Linked DNA regions of Mus musculus: all the other regions are linked to region 5. A link is a loop called in an ENCODE intact Hi-C map of the cell type or tissue named here. Cell type or tissue: heart. All regions are shown on one strand.

Evidence for each region. Hi-C counts contacts between places; a loop is a spot of excess contacts. Peaks named below come from ENCODE experiments on the same cell type or tissue, not always from the same donor. Only the 100,000 strongest peaks of a DNase experiment are listed, where the experiment ranks them.
Region 1: it touches region 5 in a loop (4-fold over the local background); 7 of 42 quality-filtered maps call a loop at or near these places.
Region 2: it touches region 5 in a loop (2.1-fold over the local background); 10 of 42 quality-filtered maps call a loop at or near these places.
Region 3: it touches region 5 in a loop (2.2-fold over the local background); 5 of 42 quality-filtered maps call a loop at or near these places.
Region 4: it touches region 5 in a loop (3-fold over the local background); 2 of 42 quality-filtered maps call a loop at or near these places.

The regions. Positions count from the first base shown.
Region 1 is chr2:93,275,246-93,280,245 of GRCm38, reverse strand. All of the region lies in intron 2 of Tspan18 (tetraspanin 18), which reads left to right. Among named protein-coding and RNA genes, the nearest start is that of Gm39882, 20 kb to the right of the region's middle. RefSeq lists an enhancer at 1-2,358. In heart, a CTCF peak has its summit at 1,921; DNase peaks (open chromatin) are centred at 1,795 and 2,565; H3K4me3 peaks cover 370 bases; H3K27ac peaks cover 4,075 bases.
Region 2 is chr2:93,656,424-93,661,423 of GRCm38, reverse strand. The region is part of intron 1 of Alx4 (aristaless-like homeobox 4); the gene reads right to left. Among named protein-coding and RNA genes, the nearest start is that of Alx4, 16 kb to the right of the region's middle. In heart, a CTCF peak has its summit at 2,211; no DNase peak of the experiment used is centred here; H3K27me3 peaks cover 3 bases.
Region 3 is chr2:93,783,989-93,788,988 of GRCm38, reverse strand. All of the region lies in intron 7 of Ext2 (exostosin glycosyltransferase 2), which reads left to right. Among named protein-coding and RNA genes, the nearest start is that of Ext2, 36 kb to the left of the region's middle. In heart, a CTCF peak has its summit at 2,533 (motif pointing right); a DNase peak (open chromatin) is centred at 2,528.
Region 4 is chr2:93,301,093-93,306,092 of GRCm38, reverse strand. The region is part of intron 2 of Tspan18 (tetraspanin 18); the gene reads left to right. Among named protein-coding and RNA genes, the nearest start is that of Gm39881, 8.9 kb to the left of the region's middle. In heart, no CTCF peak of the experiment used is centred here; DNase peaks (open chromatin) are centred at 1,602, 2,112 and 2,232; H3K27ac peaks cover 3,894 bases.
Region 5 is chr2:93,224,391-93,229,390 of GRCm38, reverse strand. Tspan18 (tetraspanin 18) reads left to right here. Exons shown (of 10, transcript NM_183180.2): 3 at 4,813-4,894. The region is part of intron 1 of Gm32824 (a long non-coding RNA gene); the gene reads right to left. Among named protein-coding and RNA genes, the nearest start is that of Gm32824, 7.7 kb to the right of the region's middle. In heart, a CTCF peak has its summit at 2,351 (motif pointing left); a DNase peak (open chromatin) is centred at 2,330; H3K4me3 peaks cover 356 bases; H3K27ac peaks cover 2,481 bases.

The sequences.
Region 1 (5,000 bases), 51 kb before region 5:
CTGTGCCCGGCCTGGAGACCTGGGGAGAGGCGGCTGGACATTAAGTGGTAGAAGCTATGGGGTGAGAGCTCTAGGGCATGAAATTGGATGGAAAGGAACCTCAGTGTGCCTGCCCCATGCTAGAAAGAAAGGGGAGAAATGAAAAAGGATATCCCAGCCTCCCACTGCCCCCATCCTACTTACAACCTACTCATTGCTACTATGCTGTTCAGAGCATTGCGGTGAGCCATGACCATGAGCTCATGTGGACAATGGAGGGATGAGGGTATGAAGGAGGAATGATAGATATACGCAGTTCAAAGGATATTGGCATACCCACCCATCCCTTGAGTGCCATATTTTTCCTAGGCCACCAACCAGTAAGCACTGGGTATTTGCTCGATGTGGAAACTTGTATGGTTTCTATGACCAAATTTCTACTACAGAGGATGTCAGCTTAGTACAAAAATAATTAGGGCCATAGACCATGGTGGCACCAGAAGCTAGCCACAGGGACAGTCCGAGTTTTTCAGAGGACAGGAATTCCAAGAGAGTTGAAGAACATCATTATTGAGGTGTCCGTAAAAGACTGAGGCAGAGAAGATGGCCTTCTCTGGTCACGGGATGGCTTGTGCTCATGCTTGGATGTGGGAAGCTCTCAGTGTGTTCCAGCCCAGGGATGTTCCTTTCTTATGGTAGCTCTGCACCATGTTGGGATGCCGGCACAGTAGAATCCTAAAGCAGGCTAGGGCCAGGTTACCAAAGTCCTTAGGAGTCCTTAATCGGGCCCATGGCCTGGGGGTCTGGCTGTGATGGGAACAGACCACAGGAAGAAGAGATGAAGAAATGAGAAGGCACAGTCCTACCACAAAACAGAGTCCCTGGGGTGGACGTCGGGAGCAATGCAACCAGCAGCAGGACGGCTGGAAAGCACAAGGTCAGACATGTCCTAAATGTCTTAAGCCCCACACTTAGAGATGTTAGGAAAAGCAGTAGAAACAACTGATAGGACAACAGATGTTAGAAACAACAGTTGAAGAACAGCTAAGCATTGTAGCACGAGCCTTTAATCCCAGCACTCGGGAAGCAGAGACAGGTGGTTCACTGTGAGTTAGAGGCCAACCTGGTCTACATAGTGAGTTCCAGGATGGCCAGGGATATGTATCGAGATCCTGTTGCAAAGCACCAAAAGGAAAAAGAAAAAAAGAAAGTTGGAGAATGTCAAATGAGCGGGGGGGGGGGGGGGGGGGGGGGAGGGGCTGGATGACCGAGGGGGGGAAGCCCCTTCCTTCACTGATAGTGAGGGAGCAGTGGGCAGGGTGAGTGATTCATCGTGGGCCCAGGTCTGGGGCTCCTTGGCTCCTGTGGTAGCTCAGTGCTTGTGCTTACAGCGGGGTGTGTTTATCCCTAAGGTCTGGATCGACATTTTTCTTTTAAGTCCAAAGGCCTTTTACAAATCCCAGCCTAAAACAACAACTGGATTGCATTTCTGAGGAGGAAGGGGTGGGGGGAGAAAGCAGAGAAGAAACCAAGAGAACCTTTTCACTCCCCCACTCCCCCACCGGCCCTCCACCCTGCCCGCTAATGATCTGGGATGGAGTCTGAGCAATAAAAACACAACGGGGTGTTTAAGTGGGGTGATCTGCAAGGCCCGGCCCCCAGAGGGCCTGGGAAAAGGAGAAGAATCAGTTTATGGAGAAATAACAGGCTTTTCTTTGTGGGCGGCATTTAGTAGTGGGAGCCCAGCTGCCCTGGGGAAGGGGATTGGGAGGAGCACCCTGTGGCACCACGTGGGATGTGTCCTGGACTGGACTGCCTGATGGGAGCCATGCTTCTTCCCCCCCCCCCCCCCATGCATCTCCAGGGATAAATGCCATCAAGAGAGGCTGGGCTGGTCACTGCTGTGTGAGGCTGCCTGGTGGACCGGAGGCAGCCTGTAGGAGGAGCCCCAGATAGAGGTGTCTTTGCAGAGTCAAGGAGGGAGAACTCCGAGGGACTTGGCTGGAAGCAAGGAAGCCTATCTGGCTACTTGCATAACTTTTTATGAGGTAGACATTTAGAGAAAGTGGTTTCTACTAAAGGCAGCCGGCAGCTGGGCATCTTCTGAGGTCTGCCCGCTGCGCTGGCCTGGCAGTGGGAGTCCAGGAAGTGGCAGGTTCTTTCCAGATGAGTTGCAGCTGTAGGCTAGGAAGCTGATGCCCCAGTTCTAAAGGGAATGAGTTTTGGGGTCTGCACTCAGTCCCTCCGTCTCTCTGGATTTTTGTATCTACCTTCCTTCTCTGTCAGTTACCTCCTGTGACCACTGGACCCTCACTGGGAAGCTTAAAGCAACACAAATGTGCAAAATCTCAAACTTGTGAGACCCAAAGTTGCCCACAACCGGGCAGGAGAAGTGACCTGAGTGCTCAGGAGAGAGGTCTCGCCTGCCTGCCTGCCTGCCTGCCTCCCCCGGCTGCAGAGGGGTTACTGGCCACCCTGGACATTTGTTCTTCAGGCTGAGGCTGCCTTGTCTAATCTGACAGCCCTTCCTCTGTGTGCCCTCATCTGTTTTTAAGGACACAGACGTGGGACCTGGCATGACCTCATCCTGCTAGCTACATCAGCAGATGTTTTCCAAATAAGGCCATGTTGAGAGTCTGTGGCTGATGAGAATTTTGAGGGGATGCTATTTCATCTAGCACAACTCCCTTCTGCACACCACTGCTTGTACTTTACAAAGCTGAACATTTGTAGTTGGCTGACGATTAGTAAGTGTCTGCTGGATACAGAGTTCAGGGATGAGCCCCACCACAGGGAAAAAGATGCTCTCCCGGGGTTTTCAGCCTTCACTCATAATTAGCCGCTGTTAGCTATATTTTTCTGCAGTCTGTCAGAAGAAGCAAGGATTCTTCCCATGATTCATCTCTTCTGCACAGCAACACCTGTGGCCTTTGCCTTGACAACTTCAAACTTGCTCAGATGTCTTAAATTGTGAAAGCTCTCTCTCACCCTGTTCCTTCCTGTCTCTGTCTCTTTCTGTGTCCTTCAATCTCCTCTCCCTCCCCCTTTCCATCTCTTTCTCTTTGTCTCTCTTTGTCTCTTTCTCTGTGTGTCTGTCCTTCTCTCTCTCTCTCCATCTGTCTCTGCCTGTTCCCTCACCCTGTGTGTGTCCTTCTCTCTCCCTGTCCCCCCATCTCTGTCTTTGTCTCTCTGTCTGTCTCTGTCCCTCTTCCTTTCCCCTTTCTTTGTGTCTCTGTGTGTGTCCATGTGTATGTGAACACACACACCAATATAAGTGTGCCTACCATGATGGTTTGTATATGCTTGGCCCAGGGAGTGGCACTCTTAGCAGTAGTGGCCCTGTTGGAGTAGGTGTGGCCTTGTTAGAGTAAGTGTGTCACTGTGGGTGTGGGATACAAAACCCTCATCCTAGCTGCCTGGAATCCAATCTTCTGCTAGCAGTCTTGTGATGAAGATGTAGAAATCTCAGCTCCTCCTGCACTGTGCCTGCCTGGATCCTGCCATGCATGTTCCTGCCCTGATGGTAATGGACTGAACCTCTGAACCTGTAAGCCAGCTCCAATTAAATGTTGTCCTTATAAGAGTTGCCTTGGTCATGGTGTCTGTTCACAGCAGTAAAACCCTAACGAAGACACTCATGCTAAAGAACACTAAAGGTCCTCACGGATGCAGTTCATCATGTCTGAAGCAAGGCTTGTCATTGGCAGTGTCCTTAGACTATGCTTACTGGCTAGAGAACCACAGGATCCTTCTCTCCCTGCCTCCTCGGTACTGGGCTTGCAAGCACGTGCCCCCACACTTGGCAGTTTGAAACAGGTACTGAGGTTCAAACCCGGTCCTTGATCTGGCAAAGCAAAATACTGACTGAGCCCTTCCCCAGCACCTCACCTCTGTTTTTAATGTCACCTGTCTCCATGTAATAATCTAACTCACCATGGGGCGCAATGCCTCTGAGTCCAGCAGCCCTATTCAACAATTGTGGGAATTCTGGCTAGTAATCTAAGAAGTCCTTGGCGGAACTGAGTCAAGTATGACGTGAGGCTGGCAATGGTGCCGCTCGATTTGTCTGACTCATGCGAACTCAAACCCTGTTCATTCAGATGGTTCTGGAACTGCCTGAATGGGTTGTTGGTAGAGTATATTTAGCTACAGGATTCTTGGGTAGTGTGCTGAAAGAAGAGCGTTCTTAAAATATGAGTTTGTTTTGAAGTCATTTGAAAGAAAAACATTTTGTAAAGAATAGTATGCCAGCCCGATGCTGGAGATGGAGTAAACTGGGTGCAGGTGGGATGCAGCTGGGTGCAGGTGGGATACAGCTGGGTGCAGGTGGGATGCAGCTGGGTGCAGGTGGGATGCAAAGGTGTGACTTCTGCAAACAGGAAGATGGAGGGCAGCTGGAGGCTGGGCCCTCTACTCCTGACACTGGCTATTAGGGAGCAGTTCCTAGAACTTTCAGGGTCAGAGCTTGGGTTCTGGCAACCCTAACAAGTTCAGCTAAGTCGCTTAACTCCAAGAGACCAATTAAACAGACACATAATAGTGCGAGTCAGAGAAGATTTATTTAACGGGGCCACATTGGGGAGAGGACCATTGACTCTCCTAGGTGCATTCTTAGGGTCCTGACATGAATGTTGGGCTTTCAAAGAAGGCAAGATATGCACATAGCTTGTTCTAACCACCTCCTTCGCTGACCCATCATGGTGTCAATGCCAGTCTCGATCGCAAAACAGTCTAACAACTTGTCAGAATGTGTGAAGTCTCTTCCTGGGAGACAGGCTTCCCCATCAGCTGGCACCAAGCTTCAGCCTTTTCTCCCAACAGGATGGTCCTCGGGAATTTCAGTTTCTTGGGCTCCATTGTTTCAATATCTAATGGCCAAGGTAGAGGCCCAAGTGTCTGCCCAGAATCTTCTCATCCCTGCAGGACAGTTACAGGAAAGTTTACTTCTGGGCTTGAGTCTCTGCTGTGATGCTTATGAGTCTGGTGACCACAGGCCTGTCCCTTGTTCAGTACCTGTTTCT
Region 2 (5,000 bases), 430 kb before region 5:
CAGAGAGCTGAGCAACACAACAAAGGTCCTTTAGTAGGCAAATGATGAGCAGGCTGAGGAGCACGTGGTGGAATTACACTTAGTAAAGAAACAAACCACCCACACAATACGGGGGAGTCTCAGAAGCACACTACACATATAAGGGAACCAGCCTGAGAATGAACACGGTGTGACTCATCCAGTTATCATGTGCACTTGGGAAAGATAAGAATGGAGGCGCAGAGGGCAGATGGTTGGCTACCAAGGGCCAGTGGGGCTAGGGGAGAAGGTTTGTCCACAAAGAGATCTCATTGATATGAGGCTGTTCTCGAACTATATGATTTCACCTTTGTGATGGGGTCAATGGGTATATAAATCTGTATGGGAACGCATTAAAGACTTTACAAATTTACACCGAACTTCATTTCACACGATGTTATTTTATGGTGTGAAAAAATCTAATTAAAGAGAAAATATAAAATGGGATTGAACACCATACAACGTTCGAAGACCTTCATCCCAAAGTCCCACTTCCAGGGTCTTATCCTAGAGAAGCAAATAGCAATGGACCTAAGGAGTGAATGAGAGACCAAGTTCATCAGGCCCTCGTCTACTGGAGGTTAATCAAAACAGTCAGCATAAAGGGTATTCTTCCCATACGCATATCCTGTGTAGCATCTTTGCTAGGATTTAACATGAATTATTGTGCGTTTAGCTGCTGGATTATCTCCCTTTATTCCTATTGTCCCCTCCCCATTAGAAAGCAGGGGTCTTTCTTCTGTCCATCATTTAGTATTGCACTAGGAACATATTAATCACTCAGTAAACACCTGATGAATGAATGAACGAACCCCATTATAGAACAGGGCTTTGGCAAATGGCAAGACATGCCTTTCTATGAAGTTTTGGGTTGAAAATAAGCATGGGGTGATTGTCTTTGGAAAAGGCTGGGAACTTTCCAGAAGCAGAAATGAGAGGATGTGGGCTAACTTTCTCCTGTTGTTGGCCCGTTTTGTCCTGGCTGGGTTGAAATATTTGTTCTTTGGGATAAGCTGTGATCTGAATCAGAGACTGGAAATCCCAGGGAAACCTGTGTGGACAGGGAGCTGACACTGTGCTGTGGGGTTATGGGAAATGAGAGGCCTGGACGGAGTGGGATGGGAGAGGACAGCTTCAGAGAAAAGCTCCCATCGTGGTGGGGATGGCACTGTCATGGTAGGGTGATGCTGACCTTCCAACTGGGCTCTAATGGGCTCCAAGCCAAGGCCTCTATGACTGCTGGCTGACTGCCAATGCTCAAGCCCAGTCCAGATTTCCTCATAAGACTTGGTCTGTAGGCTTCTGTCCTTGAGTACAGCCAGAGGTGTCTAAGACACAGGCACCCATCATGCCACACCCCACGGCAGAGGCTCCCTCCAGCTCCCAGAGGCCTCATCCAGATGCTTCACACAGGGTGGGATACCCCTTGGAACTGTGCATACCAGCAGTGAACGTATTTAATATGAGAGCACCCTGAGTCCAGTCCCCAGCACTCACGCAAGGAGCCAGGCACTGTGGCACAGGCCTCTGATCTCAGCTCTGGGAAGGTGGAGGCAGGAGGAGCTCTGAGGTTTGCTGGCCAGACAGCCTAGCCAATGAGTGATCTCCAAGTTCAGTGAGAGATATTGTCTCTCAAGAAATACGGTGGAGGAGAATAACTAAAGATTACACTCCCTTGATTAACAACCTCTGCTTTCCATGTGACTGTGTACCAGTGCGCTCTCTCTCTCTCTCTCTCTCTCTCTCTCTCTCTCTCGCGTGTGTGTGTGTGTGTGTGTGTGTGTGTGTGTGTGTGTGAGATTTCTGTGGATTTCTGTCCTTACCTTATTCTGGGTTCTCTATGGCTGGACTCCCTATCTCAGCACACACTGCCTGTGGGGTCTCGTTGCCTCGTGGAGGTAGAAGAGACCTTTTGAGAAGGACCTCAAAGAAACCAGCCATAAAGCAGGTATGAAGTACCAAGGGTGGCCCTAAACAAACTTCTGGGCTAACAACTGATGTTTCCTCAGATCTACAACTCTCAGTGAACCCATGACACTAGAAGTACAAAAGGCACATGGAGGGACCAGTCCTGTGGGCAACCAACACCTGGGAGAGGTCCCAGGCAGCTGCTCACCCTCAGTGCTGGTTCTGTGTCACGATTGTAGGTCCAACTCCCAAAGGCCAAGAGCAAGGCTGCAGTTTCACACACTTACCACTAAGAGGCACTGTAGTTCCAATAAAGTATTTCTGGGCCTGAGGCAAAGCAGAGGGGAGCGGGGCACCCCTTAAAGTGATTTGAAGAAGTTCCTGGTAGGATCTATCAGTTCAGCAGGTATTCAGCCCTACTGTGTACCTGCTACGATGCCATATCTGGGAAGGGCACAGGGATGGACAAGGCAGGTCTCAGTACCTTCTGGAAGAATGCTTGCCTCTATCTTATAGTTCAATACACCAGTCTCAAAACACCCCAAGGGGCAAAACGAGGCACCAGACAGAAACCTGTTTAATATCAACAGCATCTGAATGAAAGGCCTGAGGTCTGGACTTTTATTTTTGCTTTTCCCTGGACGTTGTCTTCCTCTCTGCAGGACCCTAAGTATCCCTTGGGTTCTGGCTATATTGCCACACAGTAGGTACGCAGGAAATATCAGACTCACTTGTAAATGACTGTCTTATGACAGAACAGTTCAGTACACTGCCTTGTCTTGATGGTGGATTGCCTTACGGCTTGGAACTGTCGCCCCTGGCCTGTGAGATCCTTCTGGGGATGCTTAATAGAGGCAGGAGCCACAGTCCCACCTGATGTGGATATTCTCCGGGCTCTTCTCATGGGGGAGGCTCTTTCCTGGTTTAGAAGAGTGGGATCTCGGAGTCAAAGAAGGAAGAGGAAGTAACGCAGAGCATTGTGGAGAACAGGGAATATGCTTTGTAGTCTACATGGTCTTTGGGACCTGCTATGGTGACACCCTCTTTATAGACACCAAGTAAAAACACCCCACTCCACAACTTCAGAAACTGAGACAGAGAGGGCAATGGCTTGTTTAAAAAGTGGCCTGACCTGTGATGCTTCCACTGCATCCTGCTGGGCAGGTGTCTTAGTGGAACAGATGCCCGGTGGGACAGGACCAGACATTCAGGGACCAGGCCCAGGAAGACAGGAAACAGAATGGGAAGTGCAGGAGGCCAGCCCCTCTCGGCTGCCTCATGAAGGACCCATCACGCCCACCTCCGTGCTGGCACTGAGTAGGCTGCCCTGTGCGTGAGACCAGTGTCACCAACTTCAGGGACTTCAAGAATAGGCCTGTGACTTCTTTCATAACTGCACATCAAAGTACTTAGAAGTAAAGAGGCAGACAGGCAGCTTAATCAGCTCATGGAAAAATAACAACATACCCTGTGTACCTGCCAGCCAATCAGCACTTGCCTACTGATTTATATAAGACCTAGACGATGGAGGACGACTTAGCTGGCGTGGCAAAGCTGCCATGTGTGGGGAATCAGCAGAGAGGCATCTGGGCTTTCCCACCACATTTAGTAGCTTTTCCCTAAGTCTGAACCCTTAGCAAAATGGAATGTTTTTATAGAGAAATTATATATAAGGACCAGTAGGAAGCTGGCCTTATCCAGGATCCCACTACAGATCACATTCTATACTGCTTAGCACGGGGCCTGGGCTGGAGAGCCCCCTCCCCCGACATAGCATCCTCAGCCTCCAATGTCCTGTCCCCATGTCCCCCGCAGATGGCCAGCTCCAGAGCAAACCTCGTGCAGCTCTTTGTGAATCCATCTCTCCCAGCCCTTCAGGGGCCACACATAAAACCTTCCTTTCCTTCAGCAGTGACATTTAGGCCTGTAGCAAAGTCTGTGGGCAAAGGACAGGCTTCTGTTGCAGCTGAGAGTTTAAAAAGACTCTGGATCAATCAGAGTTTCCATTTTCTGGGCTAGAAAGATGTCACCGTAGGTACAGGTGCTTGCTGCCAGGTCTAATGACCCAAGTTCAATTCTCTGGTCCTGTACAGTGAAAGGAGAGAAAAGCAACTTCCACACATCGTATTTGTGCACACATACATATACAGGCCCATAGCCTGATAGAAGGCACAGACAGGTAACAAGTGCCATCTAGTTGTCACAGGAGATTCCAGCTAAGTGAACATTGCTTTGTGTCCACAAAAAGAAGGGCTGGCTGCTTCAGGTTGAAAAGATCAAGGAGATATTTGAACTTAGAACTAAAAATCCAACCAGGACTCAAACTAGCCTATTAGCCGCTTATCTGAAGAGACTGGCGATGTCCTAGCTTCGGCCAATGAGGGCCTAGCCCAGGCCTTAAAATCCAAGTTCTGTGTGCCACTTTGTGTGGCAGAGTACAGTGAAAGGTGGGACTTGAACTCGTGTCTTTCTGCTTCTAGCCCTGTGGTTGGTCTTCTCACTGCTTCTTTTGATTCCCATAAACTGTGTGGCTTTGAGTATGTCCCCAAATACTAGTAACTTGATAACCCAGATCCTGTGTTTACTCTCACAACAAAAGAAAGCCTGTATCCCTGATCCACAGCTCCCTCTGGAATACTGTGGCTAGATGGAGCAGCTTAAATCCTGTGCAACATGAAGGAATGAGAGGGGTCTGGGGTAGGACAGGCCCAGGTTCATCCCTAATTCTCCATTCTTTGTTCCTTCCCCCACCCACTCACTCACCTAGCATTTCTGGGGTACTTTAACAAGCCGGCAAAATTCCAGATGGTGGGAATGGAAAATATCAAATATTCATCTCAAGAAGGAAGGCTGATGGGAGGTACAGGCTGGGAGAATGAGAAGGGCAAGTCACCTGACCTAGGTGACAGAAAGGATGGCCGGGGCAGCCTTGGTCTATGTGGTAGGGATGCTGAAGCTGCCATTCACTGAAGAGGCCAGCTTGAAGCTCTGTCTAGCAAGCCTAGCCTCATCATACTAGGGATATTGACTATCCTCACCTGAAAAATGGCAGAGGAGAGAAAGATGCTCCCAGA
Region 3 (5,000 bases), 560 kb before region 5:
GCCCCCATACTGCAGTCAGGGGTCAGGCCTTTAACACAGGCTTCAAGCGATAGTGCCACTAAGTATCTTCTCACACAGTGATTGGCCTGGGTCTCCTGAGTGGAATACCAGCCTGCACCCTTAGATCAGGCTCTGCTTCCTGTGGGCCCTGGAAAGCCCTTCTGAAGAGCTTCGTGCCATCCCAGTAGAGAACAGATTGCAGGTTCCTGATGCTGGTAGCTTCTCACAGCCCACTTGTGCTTGCTGGGATGTTCTGGGCTTCCTGTTACTACTTGCTGTTGATCTCATCGGAGCTTTGTGAATCCGAGAATCTGTCTGGAGATTGTCAGGTCTCCACCGTAAACCCATAGCACTGGGGAAAACCTGCCCCTGAAGAACCTGGGTGTTTGGTTCTTTTTGTCTCTTTTAATAATTATTTATTTTTAATTTCTAGATAGAATCTCACTCTATGCCAGACTGGCCTTGGCCTCATAGAGATCCACCCACTTCTGCCTCCAGTGTGCTGGGGTGGAAAGCATTGCCTCCACACCCTAGCTGATGGTATCTTCGTTTACTAGGTTAATTATAGAATCATCCACTAAATAAAATTGCACCTCACGTAAGATTCTTCTATGGGAATGTTAGGAAGAAGCTAGGCCTGGGGAGGTGAGCCGTTCTGTCTAGTCTCCCCTCTGCCCTGCCAGCCCCATGCTGAGAGGCATCACTTATGTTCTGGAACAGAGCGCCCCCTGACAGCCCACAGTGTGGTGCAGTTGCTCGGCAGGATCAGGGTGGGAGCTGCCTGCCTGGGACAAGCCTGGCTTCCAGTAGGTTGTCACTGGTGGGCATGGCATCACTGGGACAGCTGAGATGACCTGAAGGAAGGGGAAGGGCACAGAAAGCACGCTGCTCCTTGGTTATTGAGTTTGAGCACTGCGCTGAGCCATGGCTCCATCGTGCTAACTGTGTGACCATCCCCGCACGGAGCGGCCTAAGCTTTCCTTTTATCATCTATGGAATGAAGGCTTAGCTGAGTCACCTGCATGTTCTAGACAGCCATTTAACTCCGTGGAAGGCTTGTCTCTGGCAGGAGCAGTACCCTCCCAGCCAGCCCTGATATTTAAGAGGTCATCTCTGAGTACCTCAAGTCACAAGGGCCCTGACTTCTGCTGGTGGGCCCTCCCCTCACATCAGCTCTGGGACTCCTCTGCCTGCTCTCTCACCCCTCCCCTGCTTCCCAGAGTTCATTTAGCTGGGACTGTTCCCCAACTGTCCCAGGTGCTCTAGGGTAACATCAGCCTGTCTGCCTTTCCTCAGGGCTCGTGTTCCCCAAGTGGCCTCTTTTGTCTCCTCCCTCCCCCAACCCCATTTCTGAGCTGGACTGGTCCCAGGTAACAAGCTTGGCTTAATTTCCCAGTTCCATATAAAGGCTGACAAAACTGAGCTCTGGCTACACACCAGTCGCACCTGCGCCTCCTGCCCCTCCTGCAAGCGGTAAAGCTTCCAGCATCCCTCGTCATTGCCCTAAGTTCTCCTTAGTGAGAACGTCAGCTTTAGTTGAGATCCACTAGTTCCACTGATAATATGTCACCTCTCAGTTTGGAGAGTATTAGTGTCATGTCACTATAAAGATGTCCTGGAGCTTAGAAAGAAGGTTTGGAGGCTCACGTCTAATGTCTGTCAGCTCACTGGTTTGGTCTCCCATGTTAATGGTAGGGACATGTGATGGGGTAAGTGGTCATGAGAGAGCAAGATGGGGGGGGGGTGTTGAGCCCCACAGCATCCTTTCAGGGCACGCCCTCTCTGAGTACCCCTTGCACTTCACCCCTTAAAGGCCACAGTGCTCTCCACTGCCACCATCTGAGGACCAAGCCTTTACATTTGGGTCTTTGGGAGACTCACCAAGGTGTACACTGCTCTGTAACTGCACACGCTGCCTTCGCCTTCTGTGTATACCTGTCAGTTGAGCGTCACCCTGGCTTCCTTCTGTGTACACCTGTCAGTTGAGTGTCACCTTGGCTGCCTTCTGTGTACACCTGTCAGTTGAGCGTCACCCTGGCTTCCTTCTGTGTACACCTGTCAGTTGAGTGTCACCTTGGCTGCCTTCTGTGTACACCTGTCAGTTGAGCGGCACCTTGGCTGCCTTCTGTGTACACCTGTCAGTTGAGCGGCACCTTGGCTGCCTTCTGTGTACACCTGTCAGTTGAGTGTCACCTTGGCTGCCTTCTGTGTACACCTGTCAGTTGAGCGTCACCTTGACTGCCTTCTGTGTACACCTGTCAGTTGAGCGGCACCTTGGCTGCCTTCTGTGTACACCTGTCAGTTGAGCGTCACCTTGACTGCAGTGTTAAAGCTGCTCATACATCTCAGTGGCTCCTCCCCAGGAGCAGGAGCGCAGCTTCAGGTCCCTTTGTAATCTAGGCATGTGCTTTGTGGAGAAAACAGTCACTGGGCCTCCTACCTCCCTGCCAGGTGAGAGGTCAGCATTAACTGACACCAGGGCCTGACATTATCCTGAGAGAATTAGAGCAAGAGCTTAACAAGATGCAGGAACAGTTATCGCCAGCAGGGGTCTCCCTCTACTTTTAAGTGACTAATTTTCCTGCCAGGGATTTAAGTCTGTGAGAAATCCCCAATGCCAGGAACTGCTTGCTTCTCAAGGGACAGAGTCCTCACTGCTGTTCTCTAGAGACCATTTTGTTCAAGTGACAGTGCAGGCATTTGCGCTACATGGGACAGCACCCATCACACACACACACACACACACACACACACACACACACGCATGCATTCACGCACTCACTGAGGGGGAGGTGGATTAAAACTAACTGAATATAAATATAAAAGAAAGGCTATGATCTGAGTGTTGTATAGTCATTATCATCGGAACCGTTACTGTTGGCATAAAGGAGAGGGCTATGGAGCGGCTATACCTACGGACAGAGCTCCTGCCCTAACTGAGCCAAAGCTATGAGGAAGCCAATTGTTATGAAGAAGACCATAACAGAGAGAAGCCCCACGGCAGATAATTCTGAAAAATCCCCGAGAGCAATGTGAACAACACAGCACTGGGAAGTCTAGCTGTGACCTGCGTGGCTTCAGGAGAGATGTTGAAAGCAATCTCTTCAGTTAGTGGATGGGAGCTGGCTCTCACTTGAACTTTATTGTACCCTGTGCTAATTAACTAGTTAATTGATTTATTGAAGCCCTAATTGTTTTTTTTGGGGGGGGTTATGGGCCATAGTAAGGCTTTGTGCCTAGTTACAAGGGCAAAAGTCATCTTGGGGTGCAGTTTACCCACAGAGCTGGTTGGGAAGATGGTGTTCAAGTTCTAGAATACACTAAGCTCAAACAGACTCAGGAGCAGTTGCCAGGCAGGTTGGCTGGGAGGCAGCCTTCCCAGTAGGTCTTAAAGATGAGCTTTGTTATGTTAAAGGCAGGAGGAAGTTTGCAGCTAAGTGTCTCTCTACAGTCAAATGGCACTTTCATATCCCAGCCTCCCTGGAGTCACCAGAGAAAGCATGCAGTCTCCTGTCTCCGAAGGCTGGGGAGACGCTGGACTGGCTGCTTAGAAATGTTTATGTGAAGGGGGAAAGGTGTAAGTGGACCCCTGATTTATCTGTCGAGCAGAGTTCCCAATACTGTTTTATTGCTCAGTGGCTCCACAAGCGGTGACCTCTAACCCTAGCAACACTAGGAGGTGGAAGTCAGGAGCCTGCCTCGCCTTTGAACTCGCCTTTGTACTCAGCTGACCAGAGGCCTTCGAGGCGGCAGGGCTTGACCATCTTGTCTTCTCTCAGGTCGCCAGCACTCAGGAAAACCGAAGCAGCGAGTCTCTGCTCTGTTGCATCTCACTGTAGTTTGTGGTTGCCTAGGAGATATGCCACATCTGTATGCAGCAGGGGAGCCTTGGGGATGGTGGCATCTGAGTAGGGGATGGACAGGCCACTGCTTAGCAAGTAAGCCCAAGGGTGCAGCACCCAGACAGAGCTGTGCCCGTCTGTGCCTGTGCCCACATGCTTCATGTGTGGGCGAGCAACTCGAGGGTGCTCTAGTTTGCCTCATTTATACAGAATCTCCATGCATTGAATTCCAGGATTTGGTTTCCATAGCCACTGCTGTTTTGATGCCCCAACCTTGAAGGGAGGGCAGTGTCACACCAATTATTTGAGTCTGAGATGGGTCAGAACTCTCAGCAGAGCAGCCAGAGCCAGAAGTGTTGTAGGCTTCCTTCCCTGCAGGGGTCTGCACAGATGGTGCAGTTCTTCAGGACACAGTGCCTTTGTTTTGTTTTTCATGGCCTGCATTCCCGGTCTCAGTATCAACGAATATACCATCTCTCCAAAGCTGTTATTAGTGGGAACCTCAATCCTTAAATTAAAGTTTAATCTGGTAAACATATATAATTAAAAAATATATTGGTTCATTTTTGTCTTAACAGTGTTTTCTGTTTGGTCTATATTTCTTTTTTGTTCGTTTGTTTAGATTTACTTATTTTTATTTTGTGCATGGGAGTGTTTGCTCGCATATTTTGTCAGTGTGCCACCCCAGTGCCTGGCCCATGGAGATTAGAGGAGGATGCCAGGTCCCCGAGAAACGGAGCTACAGACAGTTGTGAGCCACCTTGTGGGTGCAGGGAATTAACTGCTGGGCCTGGGCCGTTGTTCCAGCCCCTTAGGCTTTCAGGTTTGAAAGTGTTCTGCAAGTCCCTCATGTGTCTAGCTCCTCAGCCACCCAGCTCTGTGTTATCCAGGGATCCCTTGTGCTGCTGGCCTGTCTTGTCCCTAAGGTTGTCTGGCAGTCTGCCCATTATCCCTACCCAGCATACCCCAGTTTACAAAGCAGATTCTTTCTACAGGAGGGAGATCGACTGTTGGAAGAGTCAGCTTTTACGTGCACTAATCTTCCAAAGACTACACAGCCAAGGCAGGCAGGGCATACACTGTTCTGCCACAAATGCGCTCAGACCCCAGGGCCATTTGGCCTGGGCTGTGGATGAAGTCAGGTCGCATTCCCAGCCA
Region 4 (5,000 bases), 77 kb before region 5:
TGTACAATTAAAAAAGAGCAGCTCCCTGCCCCCTCCTGTGTAGAGGCTGGAGAGCCCTGCCTCGACCTCCCAAGTGCTGGGATAAAAGGTGTGTGCTATCATGCTCTACTACATAAATGCATATGTATGTGCACATATGCATTATGAATACACGAGGCATGTGTGCATGAGTGTGCCTGGGCTTTCAGGGAAGGGGTCGGAAGACAACTCCCTAGAACTGAGTCTCAACTCCTACTCGGGGTGCCAGGGATTGAACTCACGTCATCAGGCTTGAATTGTAAGCTTCTTACAAGCTGAGCCATCTTACTGGCCCCTAAGACCTTCAAAGAGAGAAAGAAAGGCAGGCAGACAGGCTAAGCTATACAGTCTTTGGAAGTGTCCATACATACTATTAAAACCTGCTATAGATTGCAGCAATTACTTAGGCCCGAGGAGTTTGCAGCTGTCACTCAGACCCTATGAGGTTACAGCAGTCACTCAGACCCTGTGAGGTTGTAGCTGTCACTCAGAACCTGTGAGATTACAGCAGTCACTCAGACCCTGTGAGGTTGTAGCTGTCACTCAGGACCTGTGAGATTACAGCAGTCACTCAGACCCTGTGAGATTGTAGCGGTCGCTCAGGCCCTGTGAGATTACAGCAGTCACTCAGACCCTATGAGGTTGTAGCTGTCACTCAGACCCTGTGAGGTTGTAGCTGTCACTCAGACCCTGTGAGGTTGTAGCTGTCACTCAGACCCTGTGAGGTTGTAGCTGTCACTCAGACCCTGTGAGGTTGTAGCTGTCACTCAGACCCTGTGAGGTTGTAGCTGTCACTCAGACCCTGTGAGGTTGTAGCTGTCACTCAGACCCTGTGCGGTTGTAGCTGTCACTCAGGCCCTGTGAGATTACAGCAGTCACTCAGACCCTGGCTCTCCACAGGGTCATCCTCAAGGCAGTGCTTCATTCCTGACCCTGCTCAGAACTATTTGCTCTTAGTTGGTGTAAAGTTCAAGTTTGTTTTTTAATTTGATGTGCATGTGTGTGTGTAGGGCGACTGTGTGTGTGTGTGTGTGTGTGTGTGTGTGTGTGTGTGTGTGCAGAGGCCTATGGAAATTAGAGAAGGCACTGGAGTCTCTGGAAATGGAGTTACCGACAGTTTTGAACATGATGTAAGTGCTGGGACTTGAACTTTGAAGCATAATGTAAGTGCTGGGATTTGAACCCAGATCCTTTCCAAGACCAGTAAGTCGCTCTTGATGGCCAAGCCATTTCTCTATCCCCTGGTTTGAGGTTTGTCTTAAAATTCCATACATGCAAGTCTTATGCCTGTCACTTGACCCCTGGAAGGATAGCTCTCTGCCCTGTCCCTCACTAGTAATGTGGAAATGGCTCCCAGGAGTCCTTGCAGGAGGATGGGATGGAACTAGGTGAGGACAGAAAAGAGGCCTGTGACAGAGTCCTGCCATATGGCTCTGGAACTTCAGGTGCCCTGTCCTGGAGACGAACCCTAAATTGGTACCTGTTCAGATGTAGCTTCCTATGGACAGAGTCTCGGGTACCACCTTTGTGTCTGACGTGGTGTTTGAGAAAGCTTGGTCCCCAGAGTGGCAGCTTATCCTGGTGACCTCTGGGAAGTCAGTCAGTCCCACTTGCTTAGCTCAGGGAGACCTCATCCTTGCCCATTCCCCCCTCCCTCTCTCTCCACCCCTTTCCCTTTCAGTACAGCTCAGTGTGGAGGCAGCTGTTTTAATTAAAAGTTGCATAAACACCAAGAGATAAAGATCCAGGGGTTTTGCGTTGTATCTCTGCCAAGACTCCCCAGACAGTCTTTTCTGTAGGAGAGGTCCCTCAGGAGCTAAGATCAACTTCAAAGAGAAGACTTCTTAGGAGCCGTGGAGCCACAAGGCAAGCATGTTCGGCAGGAGACCCTGAGGCTAGAGCATGAGGTGGCGAGCCTGTCTGCTGTCTTGCTGTCCGAGTCCTCTGGCTCGTTCTGCATCCTGTAGTGTCAGTCTGAACGGCGGCTCTTGAGAAAAGCAGAGGACTCGATGACACAGAGAGGGGAACAAGCCAAAGGCTGGAATTGGGATTTCCCAGTGTCCCAATATCATCTATTCCAGGCCTTGAAGCCTCCTGGAGGCAGTGAGGAGAGCCAGAGCAGCGCTGGCCACTTCCTTCAGAGAGGTCCTTGTGGTTTTTAGGAAGTCTTAGCACATGGGGATAGCCAGCCCTGCGTTTGTGCCCAAGCTGTCTCATTCTCCTCCCCCCCTCCCGTCTCCCCTCACAGACATTCCTAGCATCTCTTGGTGTAGATATTCCAAACCCCAGTCTCCAGCCTGAAAGTGCTTGCTATAGGTTAGACCACCAGAGTGTTCTCCAAAGATAACAAGGGTTGCGTGAGCATGTCTGTTGTTATTCAAGCGGAAAAACAGCAGTTGGGAGCTTGGAAAATGCACTGAAGCTGTTGCTCACCCTCAGGATGAGAGGCCCCTTCCTTTCCTGCCTTTGTTCACGCCTGCCCAGGCGCGGCTTCCATGGAATCCTGGCTAAAAGACCTCTCTGTTAGCTTCCTGCTTTTCTTTACTCCTGTCTCTCACTGCAGGATCGTGAGTGTGTGTGTCGGGCGGGGGGCGGGGGGGTGCTGCATCCCAGCAGAGGGTAAGGGCCTCTGCTGCCCACAGAGCCACTCACTTCCAGAAGCCACCATTGTCTGATTGCCTCTTGAGAGCCTCTCCAGATCTCATGAGCAAAATTAAACTTGAACTCTACACAGGCAGGAAAGACATTTGTACATGTGTGATCATGTGCATGTTCAAGCGTGTGGGCACACATCTGCCAGTGTGTGTGGAGGCCAGAGGACACCTCCAGGTGCTATTCTTCCTTAGGAACATACAGTTTGGCTTTTGAGGCAGACTTTCTACCTAGAACGTGGGATATTTTCCCACTTCCACATCCCTAGTGCTGAGATGGCAATGTCTGCCATGTTTGGCTTTTTACAGAGTGTGGGGATGAAATGTAGGCCCTCCTTGTATGATACGCGGGCTAGTTTTACCTCGACTTAACATAGTTAGTCACTGAAGAGGAGAGAGCCTCCATTGATACAATATATCTATAAGATCCAATAGTAGGCAAGCCTGTTGGCCCCATTGTGGGTAGGGCCACCTCTGACCTGGTGGTCCTAGGTTCTATATGAAAGCAGGCTAAGTAAGCCAGGAAGAGCAAGCCAGAAAGCAGCACTCCTCCATGGCCTCTGCATCGGCTCCTGCCTCTAGGTTCCTGCCCTGCTGGAGTTTCTGTCCCGACTTTCTTCTGCGATGTGGAAATATTAACCAAATAAACCCTTTTCTCCCCCAAGTTGCTTTTGGCCATGATGTTTCATCATGGCAGCAGTGACCCTAACTTGTTCACATGGCAAGCATCTAACAAACTAAGCCCAAGAAATATATTTCTAGGATAGCCAGTCCTGGACAATATTTGTTGTACCATGCACTCTTGTGATATCACTGGGAAGATGTGATGTTTATCTGAAATTTATACATAGCCCGATATTCTGTGTTTTATCTGGTAACTCTGTCCTTTGAGTATCTTTGAGATAGTGTATCAGTAAGGTTTTGCCACTGTAACAAATGCCTGAGATGAGCCGCTTATAAACAGATAAGGTTTATTGGGGATCATAGTGTGTGATGCCTCAGTCATACATGGTTGGCCCCGTTGCTTTGGGCTTTGATGGAGCATCCTGGTGAGAATATGTGGCCAAGCAAGACTGTTTATCTTACAAGAGGGGAGGGAAAAGAAAGAGAGACAGGATTCAACCAAACCCCTTCAAGGACACACAGCCATTGACCTGCAGACTTCCTGCTAAGCTCCTGTTCTGGTTAGTTGGATTTTTGTTTGTCTGTCTGTCAACTTGTCACAAGCTAGAGTTATCTGAGAAGAAAACTAAGAAAAACAGTTCCATCATAATTTAAGACATTTTTAAAATTAATGATTGATGTGGGAAGGCTCAGCTTACTATGCGTAGTGCCATCGCTGGGGCTGGGGCTGGGGCAGGGGGTGGGGGAGGTGAGGAGATGATCCTGAGAAAGCAAGCTAAGGAAGTCGTAAGGAGGAGCAAGCCTGTAAGCAGCATCCCCCCCCCCCCCCCGTGGTCTCTGTCTGAGTTCCTGCCTCGGCTTCCCTCAGTTATCACTGATAGGCTGTGATCGGGCCATGTTTTTTTGGTCATGGTCCCTTCATCACAGCCATAGAAGGCAAACTCTAAAAGTGCTTCCACCTCCCAGGAGAACCAGGTACCAAGCCTGCAGCATGCAGGTGTGTAGGGTCATTCCATCTCCCTTTGGAAGGGCACTGAGAAGGATGTGTGGGTGACATCTTAGGGATCCTGGGGCTGTATGGAGGACTTTTTCTCAACATAGTCTCACTGCAGGCCCCTGCTGGGGGAGGCTGCCTTTCCAGTGGTCCCTTTTTTGGGAACTTTCTGTACCCCTTACACACTTGAGTTTCAAGAGGCAATGATATGTAATCAGTTAAGTTGTAGTTAATATAGAAACCCTGTGTCTGGTAGATTCTTTCCCATTTCATGGGGGGACTATCCACAAATCCACTGAAGTTTAGCACACTTGGGGTCACTGGGTCTCTGAGGGTCTCCTCTAAGCACACCCTATCTTCATCCTCCTTTTGGTAGCCTCCAGTGACTGTGGTGTTTGGTTTGTGACATAGTGGTGTCAGTTAACCCCTTCTTAGGACTCTGGGCTGCTTCAGTAGAAGCAGAAGCAAGAATGGTTTTCCTCCTGCCATGATGGTTTGAGTGAGTTGAGTCCTGGACTACAAATGCCAAGAGCAGCAGCTCTCAGCCTGTGGGTCACGGCTCCTTTGGGAATAGCATATTGGATCTCCTACATATCAGACATTTACATTACAATTTACAACAGTAGCAAAATTATAGTTATGAGGTAAGAACGAAATAATTTTATGGTTGGGGGTCACCACAACCGAGGAACTGTATCAAAGGGTCACAGCAT
Region 5 (5,000 bases):
GAATGAGGCTGTCCGCTCAGAAGGTCTTTGACATTCATTGGCTGTTTAGAGAAGTGCTAATTGATGCCTCAATTTCCCCATCTGTGAAAGGGAGCTGGGACCTGTTAGGTCTGTGACCATGTCTCCTGTTTGCTGCTGTGAGTGACTGGCTGGCACCACTGACATGGCTTCTGACAGGCTGTGTAGAGAGCACTGGCTTGCAGTCTGCTGCTTGGTAGCTGTGTGGCTTTGGGCAAGTTACTTCACCTCTCTGATCAGCTCCTCAGCTATCAGAAAGGGATGATGATAAACCTGCTTTGTGGGGTTATGGTGAGACTCGGATGAGCCATGTCCAGGGAAATGCAGTTTTCGTTTCCCACCTGCAAATGGGGAAATTCCTTCAGGACACTCCCTTAGCCCACCCCACCATGTTTTCTCAGCTAGCACATTCCTTGTCTCTCCCTCTGTCTGACTTCCCCCTGTCACCCATCTGAGCCTGTCAGACATATCACAGCGATGATGACGGGGATCCTTTTTCTGTGGGGGTTGGGAGACAGCTTCATCAGGAATTCCTGGGGTCTCCTATGCCCCCTCTCTCCCAGTCAGACCTGTGCCCCTGCCCTCCCAGTTCCCAGGCCCCCTTAATACCCGTGAACCCATTCACCATTTCAATCCTGGCTGTTGTGATAGGCCAGGTTGCCCCAGCAACAGCACCGAGTATTTTGGGATGGATCACTAAGCCTTTCAAAGGGTCTCGTTTCCAACTCAGGCTCAGAGAGATGAAAGACAGAAAGGGAGCACAGATGAGGGTGAGAGGAAGCAGAAGGCCTGCTGAGCAAGGCCTGAGACCAAGGCCTCTGCCGCTGAAATGCACCCCAGCACCGGGAGTGACAGGGAGTTACTTCAGCAAGCTGGCTGTGGCTAGAGGACTTGATCTGGGGGAAAGAACTTTTGTCTCAGTAGCTCCTGCAACCTGTAGTGTGTTTGGTCTAATGACACCATGTCTTCATCTGAGACCCAGGAATGCCATCTCCCTGCGTAGACAACCCAGTGAGGTCAGGGTGCCAAGAGCTTTTTGCTAGTCAACCGAAGGCAAAGAACATTCTGAGAAGGACACAGGGTAAAGGGTCTAGTAGTACGGGCTGTTGGAGCTAGTGGTTCTGGACCTGTGTGCAGCTCGTGAAATGAGGAGTTAGAGACAGTCCCCACCATGTTGTGTCTTTGAGAATGCTCTGGTGGGAGGAGCCCTGGGAAGTGTCTGAATGCAACAGGGGGCCGAGGCAGAGCTAGAGACCCTAGGCTCACAGACTTGTAATGGGGCCTCCCAGATGCTGCCTTGCCCTGCAGCCCTGGATATTCATGGCTCAGTGATCACCCGGCAGGGAAGGCTGTCCTTTGAATTCAGTTTCACTACAGTGGCCCTCCCCTCAGGCCCTGCTTCTCTGGAGCCTAATTAGGCTTCCACCCACCCCCACCCCCCTTTCACTGAGCCTGCCCTGTGCCATGGGCAGACTCCCCAGGATTTCAAGCCAATTGCTTGTTTATGAGCCCAGCCCGTCTGTCTTGGGACGAGGCCCAGAGGCACAGCCAGTGAGCCAAAGAGCCCCCCTCTCCCAGCCAGAACTGGATGGCCCCAACCGGTTGCTGTGCTCACAAGTGCCTTCCATGTTAGTGCTGGTTTAAGTGCCCATCTTGGCTGGGTATCGTTTTATCCATTTCTGGGACTTTCTAACCACTTCCAGCCTTTGGGGCTTCATTTCACCCAGGATAGTGATTAACATCATGAACTTTCCTGAGCTTTTGGGAGGATCAAGTGAGCTTACAGGCACTGGCATCATCAGCAGGTCACCATAAAAAAACCGTAAGTCCACCCTCCCCCCCCCCCCCCCGCAAGACCTCCAGGCCTGCTGGTGCACTTTATTCTGGGTCTTGTCTGGCATGCCCAGGCACTCTGAGGATGTGGCTGTCAATACTGCTCTCTGGGGATTGGGTTAGTGGTCTCCACTAGAGTCCAGTGATGGTGGCAGCGGAAGGAAAGCACGGCCGCTGGCCTCCACTGGACCAAACCCAGGGCTGGTTCTGTAGATGCTGGGAGAAGAGTGACAAGGAAATGAATGTACTGTGAATGTTTGCAGCTAATCAGCCTCTCCCATCCTGGCAACGACCACGGGCGGCGGGGTGGGGGTGGGGGGGAGGGAGTTGGAGCTGAGAATCTTCAGGTTCCAGGTGAGAGGTGCGGGCTCCCCCAGAGGAGAGGAGACAGGAGACAACCATCCTCAGCTTGTGGGAGTAGAATCCAAACACTAGTTGCACCGGGACCCAGCAGCGGCTCCACCCAGGACCACAGCGCCCTCTGCTGGCACCGGTTTGCACAAGACAAGCTGGGCCTGGCTGTGCCGCCTCAGAGGTGCTCTGGGGGTACTGAAGGCAGAAGGAGTGATTTATGAACCTAGCTATTCTTCTTTCTCAGAGCACCCCTCCTAGCCCCACATCCCTGCAGATGGGCTGAGCAGCCATGTGGGGCCAGGAGAGGGACAAGATTAATAAAGCTGTCTGGCCCAGGCGGGAGCCTGCTGCGGAAAGCCCCAGGACACTGCAGAACCTCGGCCCCATCCCTGCCCTCTCTGGGCCTAGGGGCTCCCATCTGTCAGGGAACGGCAGGGCCAGGTCCTGCCCCTACAGTCTCCAGCTGGCTCAGGGGAGGGTTTGAGCAGCGTTCCCAGGCTCTGTGCTCAGCTACTTAGCTCAGGTCAGAGATGTTGGCCACTAAGGCATGGTTCTTCCTCTCTCAGGAGCTGCCTCTGCCTCTGTGTCCCATGGGTACCGTCTTTCCAGGAGCTCTGTTTTTTTTTTTTTTTTTTCAGTTAAATTACATGCTTCTGGTTGTACCGATGCCAACCATGCACTGCATCTGTGGTCCTCCCCACACCCTCCTCCACTCCGGATACCAGGGATCTGGGTCGGCATCCCTTTACTCATGGTGTATAATGACACTGAGGACCACAGTTCCTCAGCCCTCTATGTGTCCCCTCTGGCACTATGGATTCTTTCAGCCACCTTTGGTTTCAAAACTGATCATTTCAGTTCTCCGAGTGATTTTCCCAAGGTCTCAAAGGAAGGCAGGGGCTGTCCCAGGCTCTGAAATGAATGGAGCCACATTTTCTAGGCAGATGAAAGTTGGATTGTGGGACAGGATTTCCAGGACAGAAGGAAAGGAGAGTGGGGACAATAGGAGTGGGGTGACCTCAAAGATGGTCTGTGTGCCAGCAGACAGCACACATGTAGTGGAGGCTCCTTGGTGAGGAAGTAACAGCTAGCCACCCGCTCCTCCTGGACACTGGGTTGACTCCCGTGTAACCTTCATTCCCTACCCTGTATTCAGACAAAATGATACAGAACTCAATTAGGGCCATGGCCTGGGTTGGTAGACATGTGTGACAGTGCTGGACCAGGGCAGGGATCAGGCAGGGGAAGAGGAGGGCTTGGGAAACCATGACCCAACCCCGTTTCCCTAAACCCCATGGCTAAGCATGGATTAGCCACAGAACCACAGCTCCCAGAATGGCCCCAGAGCTGTGACAAGTCAGGTGGCTTCATCTTGTCCAGTTAGTGATCTCTGGTGAAGTTCTGTCTAAAGCTTTTAGGCTTGTCAGACCTGGAAGCCCCCTCTCTGCCCTTTCTGAAGTTCTTCCCTTTTGAGTCCCGCCAAGGCAGAAGTACAAAGACCTGAACACCACCAGGACCAATTTTTAGGGAATCCTTACCAGTCAGGTCAGGTAGGATGGTAGGCAAGTGGATGGATGGGTGGATGTATGGACGGACGGGTGGGTGGATGGATAGATGGATGGATGGATAGGTGGATTGATGGATGTATAGATGGATGGATGGGCAGATGAATCCTATGAATCGGTGGATTGGTGGAAGAGTGAGAGAAATTGTGATAGGAAGAGGGAGACTCTGTCACCCATAATATTTCTCACTGATCCCAAGTCAGAGCATCTGAACAGGTCTTTTGAGCCCTGGAAATCCTCTTGGGAAGGACTCTTGATCCCAGCTCCATAGGGGAAGTACCGATCTTCTCCTGGGTCTGTTGTCCAACACAGCCTGTAATGAGATCTGGACTGTAGAACTCCTCACAGGTGTGATTAACACAAGTCTCCACAGAATAAGCCCAGTTTCCTTGGCGCTGTTGGGATCTGGCTCTCTCGATGAACTTTATAGCAAATCTTAATGCTTTAAAACCAAGAAAAGCATGCTGGGCAGTGGTGGCACACGCCTTTAATCCCAGCACTTGGGAGGCAGAGGCAGGTGGATTTCTGAGTTCGAGGCCAGTCTGGTCTACAGAGTGAGTTCCAGGACAGCCAAGACTACACAGAGAAACCTGTCTTGAAAAAGACAAAAAACCAAAACCAAAACCACAAAACAAAACAAAACCAAAACAAGAAAGACTCCCTGCATCAAATCCTCCCTAAGGGGAGCCTGTGTCAGGGGGTAGGATGTGGTGGCATGGCCCTGATGCAGAGACATCCTAGCAGGTTCCCAGATGGCATCAGATGGGTGGCCACCCAAACCTGCCACCTCCTCTTAGTCTAATATCAGTTCAGATATTGATGAAGACACAGCTCCTGTGCGGTCAGCAGAGTACAGGGGGCTGCTGTGTGGTCAGGAGATAACCAGTGTAGCCCTCCCCAGGTAACATGGCACAAAGTCTCTGCAGCTTTTCCTTAGTGCCACGGGTCAGTTAGTGAGCCGTTGCCTGGGTGCACATCAGGAGCAATGCACTCATTGTGTCCCGATGCCCAACAGCCTGTCATGGTGAACTTTCTCTTCCAGGACAAGCTGGGCTGCTGAGAGACATACCTGAGACCCTCTAACTAAGAGATTGCATCCTGTTGACTCCTGAAGAGCTGCCCAGGTAAGACTTCTGTCCCCTTACACTGTACCCCACTGTGACTCTGTCCAATCTATGTGTCTTTCCTTGCGGTCCCCCTTGCTCACTCTCTATCATCTGTCCCCACCTG